Regions from separate parts of the Homo sapiens genome. Here region 2 is linked to region 1. Evidence: chromatin loops called from intact Hi-C (ENCODE). Cell type or tissue: breast epithelium. All regions are shown on one strand. Each heading gives the region's core, and the rest is flanking DNA. Links, peaks and the distances in the headings are about the cores only.

Evidence for each region. Hi-C counts contacts between places; a loop is a spot of excess contacts. Peaks named below come from ENCODE experiments on the same cell type or tissue, not always from the same donor. Only the 100,000 strongest peaks of a DNase experiment are listed, where the experiment ranks them.
Region 2: a loop joins it to region 1, with 8 times the contacts of the local background. A loop is called at or near these places in 1 of 110 quality-filtered maps.

Annotation. Positions count from the first base shown.
Region 1 is chr6:169,295,617-169,300,012 of GRCh38, reverse strand. It overlaps the pseudogene VTA1P1. Among named protein-coding and RNA genes, the nearest start is that of THBS2, 44 kb to the right of the region's middle. In breast epithelium, for the core only: no CTCF peak of the experiment used is centred there; no DNase peak of the experiment used is centred there.
Region 2 is chr6:169,418,789-169,423,184 of GRCh38, reverse strand. No RefSeq gene overlaps it. Among named protein-coding and RNA genes, the nearest start is that of LINC02519, 33 kb to the right of the region's middle. In breast epithelium, for the core only: no CTCF peak of the experiment used is centred there; a DNase peak (open chromatin) is centred at 2,065.

The DNA.
Region 1 (4,396 bases), core at 101-4,100:
TCTAATACAGTTTTTGAACAATGATTGGCTATTCTAAGAATTTATTCATTTCACTTAAATATTTATCTAAATTTTCATCTAAAATTCAAATTAATTTTATCTAAATATGCAAATTCATTGTCATAAGTAGCCTAATATTTATAATCTTTTAAAATTGCTGTTTTTCCTTGCTGTTACTGGTTATTTTGACCTTTCTTTTTCTTTTCTTTTGATCTATGTTGCCAGAGGTCTACCTTTTTGTTATCGTTTAGTTTTCTCTGGAAAAACAGCTTCTGATTTTGTAGCTCCTGTGATAAGAATGTTTTCTTTTGCATTTTGTGTAGTTTATTTTAATCTTTCAATTCTCCTTACTTCTGTTTATGCTTTTTGCAGTTTAATTTTTTAATAAATCTTGAGTTGGGTTTGATTTTTTTCATTAAAAGAATACTTTTAGACTACAAATTTAGACTAATAGACTATGAATTTGCTTTTAAACACAACATTAACTGTATCCCATGAGTTTTGGTATACCATTTTATATTATCACTTAGTTCAAATGCTATTTTGAAATTTTCATTGTGTTTTTCTTATAAGCTGCAGTGTCATAATTTTATGTATCAATGACTCAATCACTGAATGCCTAGATATTTGGTTAAACATTATTTCTGGATGTGCCTAGTAGGGTGTTTCAGGAAGAGATTAGACTTCAAATCTGTAGACTAAATAAAGCACATTTTCTGCCCCAACCTGGGGTGGGCATCTTTCTATCTCTGAGGGCCTGATAGAACAAAAAGACAGAGGAAGGGAAGATTCACTCCTTCTGCTTTGTTGAACTGGGACATCAATTTTCTGCCCTCAGCACTCCTGGTTCTAAGGCCTTTAAACACAGACTCTAATCTATACCGTCAGCTCACTGGCTCTCAGGTTTCACACCGCACCACTGGCTTTCTTGGGTCTCAGCTTGCACAGAGCAGATTGTGGAACATGTCAGCCTTAATAATCACACGGGCAATACCTTGTAATTAATATATACATCATTGATGTGGTTTGACTTTGTGTCCCCACCCAAATCTCATTTTGAATTGTAATCCCATAATCCCTATGTGTTGTGGGAGGAACCCAGTGGGAGTTAATTGAATAATGGGGGTGGTTTCCCCCATGCTGTTCTCATGATAGTGAGTGAGTTCTCACGAGATCTGATGGTTTTATAAGGGGCTTTTCCCTCTTTGCTCAGCACTTCTTCTTCCTGCTGCCATGTGAAGAAGGACATGTTTGCTTCCCCTTCTGCCAGGATTGTAAGTTTCCTGAGGCCTCCCAGGCCTATGGAACTCTGAGTCATTTAAACCTCTTTTCTTTATAAATTACCCAGTCTTGGGTAGTTCTTTATAGCAGAGTGAGAATGAACTTATACAATTATGTTGGTTCTATTTATCTAGAAAACTCTGATTAATACATGAGGGTTGTTTGGAAACTCTGATGCTTAATATGGAAACACTTAGGAGTTCCAAGTTACCTTTTTGTTACTGATTTTGTAATTCATTTCACTTTGGTTAAAAATTATGTTGTGTACCACTTTGATATTTTAAAATGTATTAAGACATCAAATTTTGTCCTGTGTATGATAAAATTTTATAAGTGTCCTTGTGCTTTTGAAAAGTTTATTCTGCAGCTACTGAAAGAAATGCTCTATGTATGTCAGCATAACTTCAATTTCCAACTCCATCCTCACGTGACTGTCTTCCCTCTGTGTGTCTGTGTCCAAATTTCTCCCTTTTGACAAGGACAACAATAATTGGATTAGGTTTTACTATGACTTAATTTTAACTTGACTAAATCTGCAAGACCCTATTTCCAAATGCAGTCACCTTCACAGGTTTTAGGTGGACATGAATTTTGGGGGTGCACTGTTCAACCCAGTATGTTCTTTAAATATTTGTGTATTTTTAAGCTATTTTTGTTATTAATTTCTTGTTTAATTCCACAGTGGTCTCACAGCATACTCTGTATGGTTTCTATTCTTTTACACTTGTTCAGTTGTGAAATAGGAGTGTTGATTCCCAGAGTAGAGTTGGCCATGTTTATCCCATTATTGCCCCCACTCCTTCCATAATCTAGGAACACATAACATCATCTGAGAATAGCCCAGAAGCATGACAAGCAGGACCATGTTGTGGACTCTTACTGTTCTTTATACATGATACAACTGGAATTCAGACTAAGAGTAAAACTCTCAAATGTTATTAAGTTTCATCAAAGCTAATGAATCAGTAGCTTTGGGTGATAATAAAGCTATTATCCATGAAATAGTTGGTTTTGCCCACTTTTTTTTTTTTTTTTGAGTTAGAGTCTCGCTCTGTCACCCAGGCTGGAGTGCAATGGTGCAATCTGCAACCTCTGCCTCCCAGGTTCAAGTGATTCTCCTGTCTCAGCTCCCTGAGTAGCTAGGATTACAGGCATGCACCACCATTCTCAACTAATTTTTGTATTTTTAATAGAGATGGGGTTTCACCATGTTGGCCAGGCTGGTCTTGAACTCCTGACCTCAGGCGATCCACCTGCCTTGGCCTCCCAAAGTGCTGGGATTACAGGTGTGAGCCACCGCACCTGACCAATTTTGCCCATTTGGATAATTGAGTTTTTTTTTTTTTTTTTTTTTAGATGGAGTTTCACCCTGTCACCCAGGCTGGAGTGCAGTGGCGCAATTTTGGCTCACTGCAAGCTCCACCTCCCGGGTTCATGCCATTCTTCTGCCTCAGCCTCCCGAGTAGCTGGGACTACAGGCACCCACCACCACGTCTGGCTAATTTTTTTGTATTTTTTTAGTGGTGATGTGGTTTCACCGTGTTAACAAGGATGGTCTCGATCTCCTGACCTCGTGATCCACCTCCCACAGTGCCAGGATTACAGGCGTGAGCCACTGTGTCCGGCCCAATAATTAAGTTTTGAAAGTGTTTTTGTATGACAACAATAAAGATAGTGCTGGACACTTTCTCAAAAACATGATCAATGTCTTCTATATTGCAAGTCACGATAGTATTTAGCAAACTTGCTAATGAAAATGTGAAACACAGAGAGCCTTCAAGGTGGAAGGCAGCAGACACGACTGTTTAAAGAATGAGGACACCTCTGAGGCAAAACCTGTTGAAATTGAAGAAGAGAATAAAGTTGAAGAAAAGGAAGATGCTGGAGAAACCCCTACCCGCCCCCCGGCCAGCCACTGTGGCCATCATCGTTAATTTATGATCCATGCAACACAACATCAAGCCACTAGACCAGAATACGGATTCCTCCCAGTGAACATACTCCAGCAAATACACCAACAAGAATGCCTCAAGGCACAGGGGTTGCAAGAAACACCATCCAAACTGCCCCCCAAACTGTTCTGGCCATTGACCTCATACTTTTCAGGAGCTTCCCAGGGCAGCAACTGCCTAGCACCAGAGGACTTTGTTAGTACAGAGAAATAGTTCAAATATGCTAAAAGTGGTTTTTGCAAAATGAAAAGGTAAGCACTATGTGGAGAACCTACAGGAGGCCCCTAAGTATGGACTACAGGCAAAGAAGGAAGTCTTTGAACAGACCTGTGCAACTTTGGCCTAAACAACTAACAGTGCATTTAGCCTTTCAGAAGCACAGTTCTAAGAAGACCTTAGTTCCACTGAACATGCTGATGAAATCTGTTTGTGTACTGGATTCCTGTCGAAGCATGCATGGGCAGCCTCAATCAGGTTTACTGTGGATTTAGTAGACCCAGCAATTTCTGTTTATATGGGACTGATGTAAGCATGATTCTAAAAATACTCATTAAACCCTACTTCAAAAAATTAAAGCAAACTGCTATACATGTATATTGTGAAAAAGCTTTGTATCTCAATTTACATGCATTAAGGAAATATTTAAACATCTATAATGTTTGGGTAAACAGGTCATTATTACTTTAATACACAAATTTAAATTTAGTAAAGATTTCCAGATATAGGACTAAACTTTTTCATCGTATTACCTTTCTTTAGTATATTAATTATGCTTCTCTTAAAAATATTAGTTGTTGTCTCGGGGTTTGCAATGTGTATTTCTGACTAATATAAGTCCACCTTCAAATACCACTGTATGACTTAATAGATAGTGTAGTTAACTTACAATAAAATATTCCTAATACCTTCCTTCTGCCCTTTATAACATTCTTGTTCACTTCATTTATCTGTATGCTATCGATACCTGATATATTGCTACTATTATTTTTTAAAAGATATTGTTATATTTTTGATTAGTTAAAACAAAGAAAAATAAAGGATTTTATTTTACCTTCATTTATTCCTTATCTATTGCTTTTCCTTTCTTTAGGTGGATTCAATTTCTGATCTGTATCAATTTTCTTCTTCTTTAAAAACTTCTTACATTTCTTGCACAGATCTGC
Region 2 (4,396 bases), core at 122-4,121, 120 kb before region 1:
TCTTTCCCTAACGAAGTGAGTGATGAGACTGGCTCTTTTGCATATTTGCAGGGAGTAAGCATTGTCTGGATTTTCACTGAGTTTACCTCAGCAACTTTTTAAAAACTTTACTCCAAAGGGAGCCAATGTGCCCTTCCTTTGACGTAGAAAACTATTATTTTAAAATTCTGCCATTCGGCATTACTCTGATTTTTCTGAATAATTAGACTCAAAACACTCTGGTTTATTCCCATCTCAAAGGTCTTAGGGCAGTGGATGCCGCCTTTGCTTCTGTTTGCTGCAGCCTGTTTGAGTGGCAGGCTCTTTGCCCTCGTTGGCCAGTCCCCACATTCTGGTGACGCTTTTCTCCTGCCTCTTGGCCCCCAGTCACATTTTCCATGGTGACTCTTTCAACCTCAGCCTTCACGTTTCAAGTCATGCATCCACTTTGTTTTCCTGTTTCAGTAGACCCCCCTCTGAGTTTACTGAGCACTTTGAGACCACTTGGTACCAGGGCACAGCCTCCTCATCTCCAAACGCATGGGTTCCATCACAAGCGGGCCTGATCGCACATGGCAGCTCTCGTCTCCCAGTTATTGCATGCACATGTGTGTTTGGCCAGGTTGGCTTTAGGTTCATTAAAGGCAGTGCCTTTTCTTCATGTTTTATTTCTCTCCATCTGCAATGTGTTGTGGAGTGGAGGCACCGTCCGTTCACGCACTCAGGCCTTCAGAACGTAGCTCCCGAGTGCTTGCTGTGGGCCCCATTCCACCTGCTGGCTGAGTGGTGAACAAAGCTCAAGGAGCTGCCTCCTCCAAGCGAAGGGAGGACACCAGGCACAACAGCGTAGAGTGTGGAGTCAGGAGCGTTTGGAGAAAAGCAAACAGGAAAGGTATGGAGCACCCACCGGGGGCATCTATGTAGAATTATTGGACATGGAGTCAAGGACAGGATGACATTTTAGGGGACATATAAGGATATGAGGGGCAGGCAGTTTGGATGACGAGGGGAAGGGCATCCATGCAGAGGAATAGGTAGGAGGCCCTGTGGGAGGCACATGCTCAGCATGGCCAGGGATTGGCAGGAGGACCCTGGGGCCGAGTCAGGGAATGGGGCGGCAGGAGATAAGCTCAGACGTGAACTGTCAGGTAGGGCGTGGCACAGGCTTGTAACGAGGCCATGGTGGGCTGCTGGAAGGACTTTGACACTGGAAGCCACTGGAGGGTTTTGAGCAGAAAAATGATTAGATTTCATTTTTCCAAAACATGACCCTGGTGCAAAGAGTTTAGACAACGAAGTTGGGGGGCATATTGCCAACATTACACTCACGTCTACCCCAAATGCAGGTTCCAGGCTTCCGAAACAACCCTCAGCTTCAATGATTCACTGGATGGACTTGTGGAATTCCCTGAGAGCTGCTGTGCACATGCTGACAGTTTATCACAGGGCAAGGGTACAGATAAAATAAGCTGGGGCCAGAGCACACGGGGCGGCATCCAGGAGAAGCCCTGAGGCAGCACTTCCATCACACTCGGCCCAGGATGAGCTGCTTCCTTGGCCTCCGTGTGTGACAACCCGCAGGGCTTCTGCTGCTGCCTGGCCTGGAGACCCCACTCAGTCACACCATCACCATCCAGCAAGCCCAAGGCACCCAGAAGGATAAAGATCGCTCCCAGGACCTGAGGACAAAAGCAGACATTTTGGGGGCACGGGTAGATTTTTACTACACACCTGGCTTCTGTGTGAATGAGAAACCATTGAGTCTCAGGAAATGCTGTCATCTTCTATCTAAATTTATTTTCTTATCCAGGGAAGGAACTGCAAACACAACTAATATTTCAGCCTCTCTTGGAGGAGGATGAATTCCTCTGAATTGATGATGTGTCTGAGCTGCCTGTTCTAGTTAGAGAAACACTAAGCGAAACATTCACGGGTCATGTCCTGGATAATTGATTTTAGCTCAGACCTTGGCAATATCATCTTTAGAAAAGAAAAGCTTTCTCTAATGCTTGGTCACTTCTTTGTTCCTAGGGAGATATAAGTGACAGCCACCTGGTGGTCAGGAGAACAAACTGCCGCCGTGTCTCCACACCCTGTGTGTCCTGAACACCGCTGGGAAGCCGTCAGCAGACGCTCCGCAGGCCACCGGGGCGATCGGGGCACTAAAGGCCAAGCAGGCTTCACACACTGCCAAAGTCCAGGTGACCAGAGAGTATGACCGGACACAAAGGTGGGACAAGCCGTTTCTCATTGTTACTGAGAAGCAACTGTGAGTGAACAAAGCTTACAGAGAGATCCGAGATCAGATGGGTACCCATGGCAGGAGGGGAGGCGTTTATGAGAGTCCCCGGTGGGCACATATTAAAAAAAGCTAAGTAGAAAAATCACTGAGAACTCATAACTGGTCAATGAGTTCAGGTAGACAATGAGGGAGGGTTTGGAGGATGGCGAAAGATCAAAGGGGCCCTGATGGAGTGGGAGGTTCAGAGGGAGGAGACGCTGCCATGTTCAGCCTCCAGGAGCCACCACAGGTTGTGCATAGGTGCTGTGTTGACTTCTGCTGAGGAAATTCACAAAATATACTTCCCCCAGAGAAGGAGGAATGTGGAGCAGGCGTTAAAAAGCAGCCTGCACTCACCTTCGGAGGCCCTCGGTGGGATGTCCTCTTCCCAGCCCTTTCCTTTCTCTCCCTCGGGTGCCTTTTCCTGCCTGGTTTCCTTGGTTATTGTGTTTGGAATGCAACTTTGACTAGTTGTTGAATGGTGAAGTGGCAAATGGTAGGTGGATTCTGGCTTGCCGCACCCATCCCACAGGTGGAGGTCTTGTGAGAACGACTCCAGCAGCCTCCAGACAAATGACTGTTGACTAAAGTGAAATGTTATGCACATGAAATGCAAGAGATGACTAGACACGCACTGGATGGAATTCCACAGCAGGTGGGAGACTTGGGAAAGATCCTTGTTTTCGTAAGAAAACACAATCTCAGCTGGGTGCGGTGGCTCACGCCTGTAGTCCTGGCACTTTGGGAGGTCGAGGTGGGCAGATCACCTGAGGCCAGGAGTTTGAGACCAGCCTGGATAACATGGTGAAACCCCGTCTCTACTAAAAAATATGAAAATTAGCTGGGCCTGGCGGCACCTGTGGTCCCACTTACTCGGGAGTCTGAGGCAGGAGAATCGCTTGAGCCCGGGAGGCAGAGGTTGCAGTGAGCCAAGGTTGTGCCTGTGCACTCCAGCCTGGGCAACAGCGTGAGATCCTGTCTCAAAAAAAAAAAAAAAAAAAAAAAAAGAAGAGAAAGAAAAAGAAAACACGGTCTTCAAATCCCATAACCTGAGCACAAAAGACTCTTGGCTCGCTGATTCGTCTCCCACCTCCTCCTCCCCGCACAGGGACAGATACTGACCGGGTGTGAGAGTAAGGCCCCGTGAAGACGAACCTTGGGGAGCTCACTGGGGTCCCTACTTGGAATTTTAAAGCAAAACCATGTTGCTGGAAGTGAAATCCTCTTCAGATTTACGAATTATGGGGCTCCATTGGAGGAAACAATCCCTATGGGCCAATGACCTCGTTTCATCCCAAATTATCCTCTGGTTTTACAACTGGTTAGTTTCTTGTATTTCCAGGATTTATAAATTGCAAGTTTGCTTGTGAAGTGGTAGAATCCATTTTTGAATTTGTTTCTTAACTATTGATAGGGCTAGTAAAATTCAAATGATTGCATAAACCTTAGAAACTAAGGTCAGTTCAGTGAACATTCTTGGTGCTATTTCAACAATCCTTGAAGGTTTAACACGTCTGTGATATTACTGTGTGATTTCGTGTTATCACTGTCTTATGTGCATTCTAAGCATGAAACTGTGTCCAGTAGCTGTTTTTGAGGACCCTACTAATTATACAGCTGATGGTAGCATCAGCCGTTTGTTCAATGTTAAATTATTTTGTATTTTCTAAACAACTGACATTTTCTCCTAGCAAACTACTGATAGGAAATTGTATGTGCCATGTTTTCTTCCAACAGTCTTGAATATGCCACTGCATTCCTGCCTGGGTAAAAGAGTGAGACCCTCTCTCAAAAAAAAACTAAAATGAAAAGGCCCAGGATGAAATAGAGTGTTTCAAAACCCACAGCTACTCCCCATCCTTTTTCTATCCCAAGAGCTGTGCCTCAGGGATGTAATAAAATAAACATACAAACTTTCTAAAGGCTGATTTTACAATTTTTAATTAAATAAATACTACTCAGAACCTTTTCATGGGGTATAACTCAAGTTGTTTTTCAGTGTTTGAAGAAGATCAGGTTCACATTTAAGTCAGCTAATTATTAATTATCAGCAAAGGCATAAAATACACCTGGTGGTTATTTACTTATTCTCTTAGCTTTACTTACATCTTTCACTTCACAAAGCCTTTCTGTATA